Linked DNA regions of Homo sapiens: region 1 is linked to region 2. A link is a contact called in ENCODE Hi-C or POLR2A ChIA-PET data. All regions are on one chromosome and are shown on one strand. The core of a region is the stretch at or near the end of the contact, and the rest is flanking DNA. Distances in the headings are between cores, read along the strand shown.

Evidence for each region. Hi-C counts contacts between places; a loop is a spot of excess contacts on that map. ChIA-PET counts read pairs that join two places held with the same protein, here RNA polymerase II (POLR2A). Pooled maps may share reads with other maps.
Region 1: a map with no recorded cell type shows a loop between it and region 2 (2.5-fold over the local background). The contact joins the enhancer-like site here to the promoter of WWOX-AS2 in region 2. A Hi-C loop is called at or near these places in 2 of 37 single-sample maps with no recorded cell type and 2 of 50 pooled maps. POLR2A ChIA-PET finds 5 or more read pairs at or near these places in 2 of 52 experiments (MCF 10A and WTC11).

The regions. Positions count from the first base shown.
Region 1 is chr16:78,645,670-78,650,891 of GRCh38, reverse strand. The region is part of intron 8 of WWOX (WW domain containing oxidoreductase); the gene reads right to left. Among named protein-coding and RNA genes, the nearest start is that of WWOX-AS2, 150 kb to the right of the region's middle. Within about 2 kb of position 3,677, at least 2 of the 41 ENCODE cell types and tissues checked have a DNase peak (open chromatin) inside an H3K27ac peak, as active enhancers do.
Region 2 is chr16:78,498,770-78,504,287 of GRCh38, reverse strand. It overlaps WWOX-AS2 (WWOX antisense RNA 2), which reads left to right and starts at 4,252. Exons shown (of 2, transcript XR_007065129.1): 1 at 4,252-4,339. The region is part of intron 8 of WWOX (WW domain containing oxidoreductase); the gene reads right to left.

The DNA.
Region 1 (5,222 bases), core at 2,428-4,927, 150 kb before region 2:
AAGATGTGCCAAGTAAGCAATAATATAAATCCGAAATATTCTGTCTACATCAGCGTGGCTGGCTGGCAAAAATCCACAGTGGAACCTTTGCAGGCCAGCTGAGATTTGTGGGACAGGGGGAGACATGGCATGGAAACCCATTCCATAACCTTTCACCACGCATAAAATTTACTGTGAATGGAATTCCTAAAAGTCCATGTTGGCCTCTGATTTAAAAGTATTAAATCTGGTTTCCTGAGAACACCTCCATTATAATAAATACATCACTATGACAACATATGCTAATTACATAATCTCAAAGACCAGAGTGAATAACCTATACATGAAAAATGCATTTGCAGGCAGGTGTCCTGGATTCATACGACTCGGGCTTTAGATTTGGGTTGAGTCACAGGGCAAATCTCAAGCATTGCATGGGCAGGCTGATGTCATGGTGGACAGCCTAGGAAGCAAGGCACACGGACACCAATTTCACACAGGTGACAAAATGAATCTGTATTCATTTGAAACAGGGGCAGTGTCTCCAGCTTATGGAATTTAAGAGAGAAATTATCTGTATTTTTACAGACAGCAGTATGTTATTCTGAAAGACAAAAAGCGGATACACATACTTCTTCATCTTCAAAGTAAGTCCTGAAGAAATTAGAGAAACACTATGGTCACTGTATGTAGTAATGTGTTACAAAGAAAAATGAGATCCTTTTTATGCAAGTTAGCCAAACACTCTTTTTTATTTTCCTTAATCTGCGTTCATTTGTCCTGCTTTTCTCCCTTTTCTTCCCTCCTTCCTCTGACATTTCAGCCAGTCCTACTAGCCTCTAGCTGCTACGACAGTTACACAGATAAAGTACAATAGGCTTCCAATATACAAATAATACTGTAATTGAAAGAAAAAAATATACAATGGAACCTCCCTCCATAGAATTACAGATAAGAGAAATGAATCAAGATGGTGGCCAGGGCTGTTGATCCAAACACAGACACAGATTTGGATCCTGCTTCCACTACTGTGCCTTATACCATATGTGGAAGACAAGGTCATTTAATTCCTCTGTATGCCCATCAATCAGACCTGCAAAATCAAGGCTTTGAGTATTTAAGTGTAAGGTTTTCCTAAGGGTTAAATGAGATAAGTAAACCCAAGTTATACACTGTAGACTTAACACATGAAATAATAACATAACAACAGTAACAAATAATTTTAGCAGAGGTCAAAAGGGGGCAGAGTCATAAGTAAAGGACAGAAGGGAAAGTAAGCAAAACCTAAGAGGTGGGAAAGGCCAAGGTCATGGTATGTATTAACAAACGGGGGAAGAGCCTGGGGAAGTAGCTCAAGCCTGTAATCCCAGCACTTTGGGAGGCCGAGGCAGGAGGATCGCTTGAGGCCAGGAGTTCAACACCAGCCTGGGCAACAGAGTAATACCCCACCATTTTTTTTTCAACAGCTGGGTATGGTGGTACCCACCTGTAGTCCCACCTATTCAAGTGGCAGAGGTGGGAAGATCGCTTGAGCCCGGGACCTACAGGCTGCAGTAAGCTAGGATTGCACCACTGCACTCCAATCTGGTAAACAGTGTGAAACTCTGTCTCTAAAAAAATTAAAAACAGGTCAGTCACGGTGGCTCACGCCTGTAATCCCAGCACTTCGGAAGTCCGAGGCGGTTGGATCATTTGAGGTCCAGAGTTTGAGACCAGCCTGGCCAACATGGTGAAATCCCGTCTCTACTAAAATACAAAAAAAACCAAAAAAATTAGCTGGGCTTGGTGGTGGGCGCCTGTAATCTCAGCTACTTGGGAGACTGAGGCAGGAGAATCCCTTGAACCTGGGAGGTGGAGTTTGCAGTGAGCCAAGATCACACTGCTGCACTCCAGCCTGGGTGACAGAGCGAGACTCCCTCTCAAAAAATAAACAAATAAATAAGCAAACTAATTATTAATTAAAAACAATCAAAGAAACAAACAGGAAAAGCCATGTGGGAAAAAATTAACCTAGTGCAAAGCTAGTGTAAAAATAAACAAAGGGAACCCAAATAATAACAAATAGAGGTCACTTATTCAGAACTTCCTGCAGCCAGGCAGTCAGCCACCATCAGTTGTGTTTGGCAGAGGCTCAAAGGAGGTGGAGAGAAAGAAAGCTTTATGGTTAAACAAAAAAGAAAGTGGATGACTTCCAGTATGCTCCGATTGGAGGCTGTGGACATGGGGAAGCCGGAGGTGGGCTCCCTAGACCAGGACATCCTGTATGATTGGTTTGGGGAGCATATGTGGCTTTCTCTGGTTGGTCCTGCGTTGGAAGTGGGGACAAAATTTAGCAAAAATGGGCATTACTGACCAAGTCCTGACCATTCTGAGTTGACTGCTCCAGAGCTTGTGGGTCGGCATTCTGTGACAAAATATGGTCTGGCCATTGTCCATGTGTATCTTTGGTGTCTCATTAGCAAGATATCCTAGGGACCAGTGACTGTTTACCTTACAACCATCTGCAAAAATGATCTTGACAAAAACTCTTCCCCAAAGCAGTAAGTGCAGGGGAGCCGGCTGGCTCCTGATGAAGGAGTGAGCACCCACCAGCGTTTCCTTACAACAAGGGCCTCGCATTCTCAGAGGGCCTCCAGACTATCTAAAAACCAGCCCCTCACCACCTTGGGTCTTTGTATAGGGATATGCATGAATTAGAGAGGAAAAAGGTGGTTTGACGTCCTAAAGAAATAGCCGTTTTTCATTCAACTCCTGGGAGGTGGTAATGTATTCAGTCACCTTTCAACATAATTCCTGTCTGACTGATTTTCTCTCTGGCTTCATCTTCTCCAAGGTGGCACACACCTGTTCTGGGTGAATAAGAGTAAGTGTGGGGTACAGATAGGGAGGGTTCAAGAAGCCAAATGAATAATGGAAAATACTAAGCGAAAGCAAATGAGAAAGAAAAGCCCACCGTTCATATGAAATTTTTGGCAAAGTTGATTACTAATGTTGCCTTTTAGAAAAATAGCAATAAAAGCCTCTAAATACTCAGAGTGAGAGAGAAAAAAAGAGCTGGGATCCCCCAAAGCCAGAAATATTCCACTTGACATAACCAGACTTAGCTAACACGTTTGTGGCTTCTGTTCTAGAAATTTCTGTCTTGGGTCCAGTTAGATCTGGGTTTCATCTCTGGATCTGCCACTTACCAGCCAGGAGCTTCTGAGTCACCCTGCAGACTATTTTGAGGTATAAGAAGGTGATGGTCTGATGTTGATGTGCCTGTCAGCACTCAGTATGCCCTCAGGAAATGGTAGCTGTTATTTTATAGAATGGGGAGGAATCTGCCCACCCTTACGGGACAGTGGCAGTGGAGCTTTGAGAAGATGGAGATTAGGCTTAGCATACCTCAGACATCCATTCCCTTCTCTAACAGACCCCAAGGTGCTTTGCAAATGATTTCATTGTGTACTGAACGGGTCCATGATCATGGAACCGTGTGCTAATCTGTGTAATGATAGAAACCTGGAGACCCACAGAAGCAATGAGAACCAGCAGCCAGTCTCCCAGGTGGAAGGAGGGCTAAACAATGGTCTGCAGCTCAGTTACTCCTCATCCTCGCCTGGGCCGGGCCAGCATCCACTCCCCTTCCTGTAAAGCATTTGGATTTCCTTGGGGAAACAGCCCTGCCCTCTGTCCTGATCCATGTGTTCTGAGATCTCACAGTAGCAAGTGACTCATGTTGGTTCAGTGATTCCCAGAGGCTGATTCAAGGATGTCCCCAGCTAGACCCAGGATGGTGGACTCCAGATTGGGGCACTGGGCAGTTTCACATCCTCAAGGCTTGGCCATCATCGGGGAAGGAAGTTGCTGGGTCACAAAGGGAGAGCTGGGCTCAAAAGGAAGAGAAAGACTCTTGATGACATCTGTATATCTGGGCCCAGCAGAGTCTGAGCCAGTTACGTGCCTAGAGTTGTCACTTCCACAAGGCATCCCCCCTCCAACCCACCTCGCTTCAGCTAGTTGGGTGAGACTTCTCTTACTCACAGCCAACACAGCCTAACACAGCGTGACACAGCAGAGTTAGTTTCGGCTGATGGGAGATAAAAGGAAGGCGATTCTAGGCATGGTCCCTGACTTCAGAGAGCTTATGTTCTAGTTCTAGAAGGAGGCAAAACCAAGTAAACTGAAAAATAAAATTTAAAATATATACGCCAGGCACAATGGCCTGTAATCCTATCACTACGGGAGGCCCAGTAGGGCGGATCACCTGAGGTCAGGAGTTTGAGATCAGCTTGGCCAACATGGTGAAACCTAGTCTCTACTAAAAAGACAAAAATTAGCCGGGAGTAGTGGTACATACGTGTAATTCCAGCTACCAGAGAGGCTGAGGCCAGAGAATTGCTTGAATCCGGGAGACAGGGGATGCAGTGAGCTAAGATCACGCCACTGCACCCCAGCCTGGGTGACAGAGTGAAACTTTGTCTCAAAAAAAAAATTAAAATATATAAATTGCGTTGAGTGTTAGGAGGCTAAGGAAAGAAGGGCTAAGATGGAGGATGGAGGGACCTTACTTTCTTTAGTTAGGACAGGATGGCAGGCAGAATAATGGTGCCAAAAGGCCAAGTGTACTGGCTCACACCTATAATCCCAGCACTTTGGGAAGCAAGAGGATTGATGGAGCCCAGGAGTCCGAGATCAGCCTGGCAATAGAGCAAGATATCATCTCTACCAAAAACAACCAAATCAAAATCAAAAGGCATCCATGCTCTACCCTGAAACCTGCAAAGGTGTTATTTGGCATGGCAGATGGGACTTTGTAGAGGGATGTAAGTTCTTGACATGAGGAGAGTATGCGCAGTTACCCAAGGAAGACCAATGCAGTCACAAAGGATCTAAAAGGTCACAAATAAACCTAAAAAGATGACAAAGGGGGAGAGGAGGGGGAGAGAAGGAGCAGAGCCAGGGACAGAATTGAAGACGCTGCACTGCTGGTTTTAAGGATGGAAGATGTGGCCACCAGCCAAGGAACACAGGTGGCCTCCAGAAATCGAAAAAGTCAGAACAAATTCTCCCCAGAAGCCCCCAGAGCCCAGCCCTGCCAACACCTTGATTTTGGCCCAAGGAGACCCTGCTATAGTTTGGATGTCTGTTGCTTCCAAATCTCATGTTGAAATTTGATCTCCAATGTTGGAGGCCGTGGCTGATGACAGGAGTCTAGGTTACGGGGGTGGATCCCTCATGGCTAGATTAATGTTCTCCCT
Region 2 (5,518 bases), core at 3,003-5,502:
TTCCCCCTTCAGGGATACTTTACCCTCTAGACTTGCCAAAGAGCCATTTCCTAATATATCCTAGAGAATACATGATTTCATTTTTCCACAGATGCATTTCTATACACCTGGTATTTCAGTTATTTATTAACCATGCCTAGTTTTGTAGTTTCTAGCTTTGTATCTTTGAAGTCATTAAAACTTAATAGGAGAATTAATCATAAAAGAAATCTATCAAACACAGTTGCCAAGCACTTTTTTCCCCCTGACTGACATCTTTAAGATGTATTTGAATGTTATTTATTTCATCACACCCAGGGAATAAAAAAAACATAACTTGCAGCTTCCAAGTTCAGAGAAAGCATAAAAATGTGATTTACTATTTATTGTACACTTAGTCGCATGCATATTATATATTGCATGTTAATCTTCAACTGGCTAAGTTTAGCAAATTTGACAACACTACTGTTTGCTAGAGAGGAAAAAGAGTCGACATCTGTTCTCTTCCAGATATGAATCCTTCTTGGAAGGAATCAGAAATACTCGCAGGCCTTCTAGTTTCTGGGTAAACTGATAGAACACAGGCTCTTTAACTGGACAGTCAAACCACAATGCCCCCTGGTGGTGAAATCATGCATATACACATGTAAGTGTTTGCACCTTGTGAATATTTTTAAGAAGAAATCTTATTTCTAATGGTGTGGAAATGTTCTTTCAGTTTTAAAAATGCAAAGACAAAGATCATGGCACATCAATTATGCTTTTAGAGAGAAAATAAAGAATCGCTTTGCTGTGAGTAAAATTAAAGATGCATTTAGTTTATCAAAATCACCTTGATCAAAAAAAAATTTTTTTTTTTTACAATAAGGAATTATATTTAAATTCCACACTGAAGATCTGGAGTATGGGGGGGATATAGGAATTTCAGCATATGTATTATCTGAACTAAATTTACAAAAGTGGAACAGTTGGAAGGTACTTATAGGTAGACCTGAGGGTCTGTTACCTTATTTTCAGTTCAGTGAAAATGAAATGAGAGCAGATTCCAGATTTTACCAGCGGATGGAAGACTCCATCTTCCCATCATGCTCTCAGCATGCACCTCTGATAAGCAGCTTAAAGGGAATTTCCTGGGGTCAGACATAAATAGAGATTCTCAGGTTCTCTTAATCCAGACACACATCGCTTGCGAGTTAGGCCTCATAAATCTCAAAAACAGTCAGCAACATATGAAAGGCAATGTTGTTAGAAGGCTCAAATACATTAAATGGGAACGTCTGAAACATGGACTCATTAATCATACAAACACTGCCGAGGCTGTGTAGTAATCAAAGATCGCAGCACCTTCCTTTCTTAGACAGCATCTCATTTCGCTCCTTGCTATCGCTGGAAGCAGGGAGGCCCAGAATAGAAAACGCCATTGCCTTCCTTCTTCACCTAAGGAGGAGCTCAGCCATTAACAGTTACGAGTCATACTGTAAGTAGAGCATGAAAAAAATCACCAACGTATCCCAGCCCCCTTTTCGAGATCTGCTGGCCTTGGCAATGATGACTTTTTTCTGATGCACAACATTTTAAGACACTTGCCCAGTGTCATAGACATCACTGCCAAGACATGTCATCAAAGGATATTGGAATGAAAACAGAAGTCCATGCTGAAACTTGTGGACAACACAGATGCTCATGGCAGCATTATTCATAATAGACACAAAATCCATGAACTAATGAATGGATACACAAAATGTGGTATATCCATACAATGGCGTATTACTTAGCCACAAAAAGAAATGATGAACTGGTAGATGCTGTCGCAGGGATAAACTTTCAAAACATGATGCTAAGAGGAAGAAACCAGACACAAGAGACGACTAACATATCACTCTATTTATATGAGGTACGCAGAATAGGTAAATCCATAGAAACAGCAAGTAGATTGGTTAGTGGTTGCCAGGAACTGGAGAGAGGAGGTATTTGGGGTGATGACTAAGGGGTCATTTTCTTGGGTTAATGAAAATGTTCTAAAACTGATTGTGATGGTGGATGCAAACTCTGAATACACTAAAAGCCATTGAATTGTACACCTTAAGCAGATGAATTATATGGTAGGCACATTATATATCAATAAAACTATTAAAGAAAATGAAAAGGATATTGGAGGGCTAAGGGCAGATAGGCCCTGCAAAGCTCCAGTGGATGTGTGCCTGGGAAGGAAGACAAGTATAAAGAAGAGAATAGCATTAGCATCCAGAGAAGTTGGCTAAAACCCTGAGTCAGGCTACGATACAATTCTTACTTTTGCAAAGGGGATAAGACTCAGGTCCATGCCCCCAGAAACCTTCTACGTTAACTCTGAGAGGAACCGAAATCTGACGATGGGCAGGTGGGACCACAGTGGTTTTCACCTTTCATTGCCACCCCAACCCCACCGCAACATCCTTCCCCACCATGGAGCCTGATTTCATTAGCCCAGGGCATCGCTAGTTTCACGTAACTTCTCAGATTCCAGCAGTTTGGGAGGCTGAGGTGGGTGGATCACTTCAGGTCAGGAGTTCGAGACCAGCCTGGCCAACATGGTGAAACTCTGTCTCTAATAAAAGTACAAAAATTACCCAAGCATGGTGGCGGATGCCTGTAATCCTAGTTACTCGGAAGGCTGAGGCAGGAGAATGGCGTGAAGCCAGGAGACAGAGGTTGCAGTGAGCCAAGATCCCACCACTGCACTCCAGCCTGGGTGACAGAGGAAGACTCCATCTCAAAAAAAAAAAAGAAAGAAAAAGAACTTCTCAGGTGGTTCTAACGTACAGCCCAAAGTGAGCAGTACAGTTTGAAAGAGAGCCAGCAAAAAGGTTGGAACTTTAAAGAAAAGCTGGGTGAGCTATTTTGCAGGCTGTCTCAATTTCTTACACATTCACAGATACCTAGACACTGCTGCAGCCGGCTAGAGGAGGTCATCTTAAGCTCTTGAAAATCTGAAGATTTTCATAAAGAATGCCAAAACATTTACACAAACAAAGATATCTGAACCAAGGGGTCTGCTTTTATTTATTTTTTTTTTATTTTGTGTTTTTACAACATGCAGGTGCTGCTCCAAAAAAGTTTTTCAAAAAAAAAAAAAGAGAAAGAAAGAGAGAGAAAGAAAAACATGTATTGCAGTGAGGGTATTTATGTTCAAAGTTCAGAAATTTGTGGGCATTAACTGAGACCTGGAATCCCTGCCATTCAGCTGACCCTCTGCCCTGCCCAACATTCTTCACTGTTAAATGCCTAAGAATAATAGCCTCCTCCACCTGCACCCCAGCAAAGTGAAACATATTTCCCTGGCTGGGTTTTAAGTCAAGCTAAACACCAGCAGACCTAAGCGTGGTACCTGCATCACTTGGCCGTCCAGAGAAAGAGACACACTGGCTTTGAATTCTTTTGGAACTTCTTTGAGCCAGAAAATATCGACTCCTAGCAGGCCCAGCACAGGCGCTGTTGTACATGCTCTCTGGGTCTGTACTGATCAATGACAATTTTGGTAAACACTGCCTGAATAATTCATCATAGAAAAAAGCTTTCGAATTAAATGATATTACTGGGGCTTCCAGCACAAACACACACGTGTTCCCGAAAAGCTAGTCCAGCTGGAAGACTGCTTGGAATAACCACGATGATACCCAAGCTAAGCCCCCCATTTTATAAATTGTAATGAGTCATCTACCTACCCTACCCTCAGTCATAGGAAAATGCTGTTGGAGCCTCAGCCAGGTGTTCCAGCAGCATGCACCTGGCACATCTTGCTATGGCTTCTCATGGTAAAATGCTACCATGGTTAACCCAACGCGGCAGCATGCAGCGATCTAAAAAAAAACAAACAAAAGCGGAACAAAGATAGATGAAGGGAAAAAGGAAGGAAGGAAGGAAAGAAGAAAAGGAGGAAGGAAGAAAGAAATGCAAAAATGTTGGCTGTATTTTGTGCAGAGTAAAACTGAATGGCAGCGGGAATAATTCAATTTAATCTTGGCAAGCGGAATGGAGACTTAGGAACCACAGCAAATGCCAAGCAATTCATACCTTCTGTTTTATTTTAAAGCCCCACCTTTCCCCACTGCACAAAGTCACACACACAATTAGTACTGCATTGACCGTAGGACTGGCAAAATTCTACACCAAAAAGCTATCCTTGGCTCAAAATGAGCTCATGCATTAGAATGGCACACCAAAAACCTCAATGTGTGCTTTGAACCATGCTAGTCTGCTTTGCTGTTGTGTTGTTTTGTATTTTCCCACAGGCAGAAACCAGGTTTTGACCCACTTCTTCTCCATCCCTCTACTGCTTTCTTTAAAGATTCAAAATGAGTCTCAGTGAGGCCTCAGAACGGTAAGGACCATTTGGTACTACTTAATCCTATTTAGGCAAGGCCAGGAATGTCTATTTATAGCACATTAAAGACGGAATGTAAGGGAGGGGTCCATGGCATGAAATTCAAGGTCTCAGCATCCAGAGACAATGGGACTTCCAGTGCCTTGGCCTCGATTTCTTACAAATGCGTTCCACGGATGTATTTGACAGAGGCTGGTGTCAAGTCCTGGGCTGGATACTGGAGCTACAGATTAAAAAAAATAAGACATGGTTCTTATCCTTAAGGAGTCAAAGCCTAATAGGGAAGAGAGTCGCAGGCACAAACAACTACCAGATGGTACAACTAGTGCTCTACACTAAGAGCCGGCAAAGGGGCCCTGGGCCAGGAGGCAGGAAGCCCGTCCACCGCCCGGCATTGTGGACTCAAGGAGACAGCTGATGAGTAATCTGCAGTCGCTGCTAGTTGCCAAAGAACGGAAAATCTCCATGAGTCCCACCTGACCACTTAGAAAGGTTAGCTATGGTAAAAAGTGAACAGGTGGGATACAAGCCAAAAGACAAATAAGACTATGAGACTATCACAAAGGGGCTGGTGGACAGCCAGGGGGTCTCCCGTGGGCCAAACCCATCCAGAAAGACTACAGAGCATGTGTGCCACCCCACCACCAGAAGCAAGGCCACACACATAAGAACATCGTAGCTTGCTGCCTTTCCACCACCTCCGCCCCCTCACCCCCCCAAAGCAAAGCCATCTCACTGAGCTAGGGCCAGCGTGGACACCTTCAAGTGTTAGATACGCACTATCACCGTGCATCACGAGGAAAGAGAAGGGCCCACATGGTTTTCATACTTAGGAAAATTCAGCTTTAATCAAACTCAGTTAATTATTGACTCAACAAGGATGAAACTACAATAAAACCATTTTTGCCAGAGGCCAAACTATTAAGAAACCTCGTGTACTTCATAGACAAAAAGCCTTCAGAAGTATTCCTTGAGCCTTCATAATATTCCATCTTAACAATCATTATTGTGCTTATCTCTCAATGCCAATAAAGGAGAGACAATCGAGGAAGTTGCCTATGTATTTAAGGAAAAAAAACAGACCAGTAACAGTGGCTCCTGCCTGTATTCCTAGCATTTTGGGAGGCCAAGGCAGGAAGACTACTTGAAACCAGGAGTTCGAGATTATAGTGAACT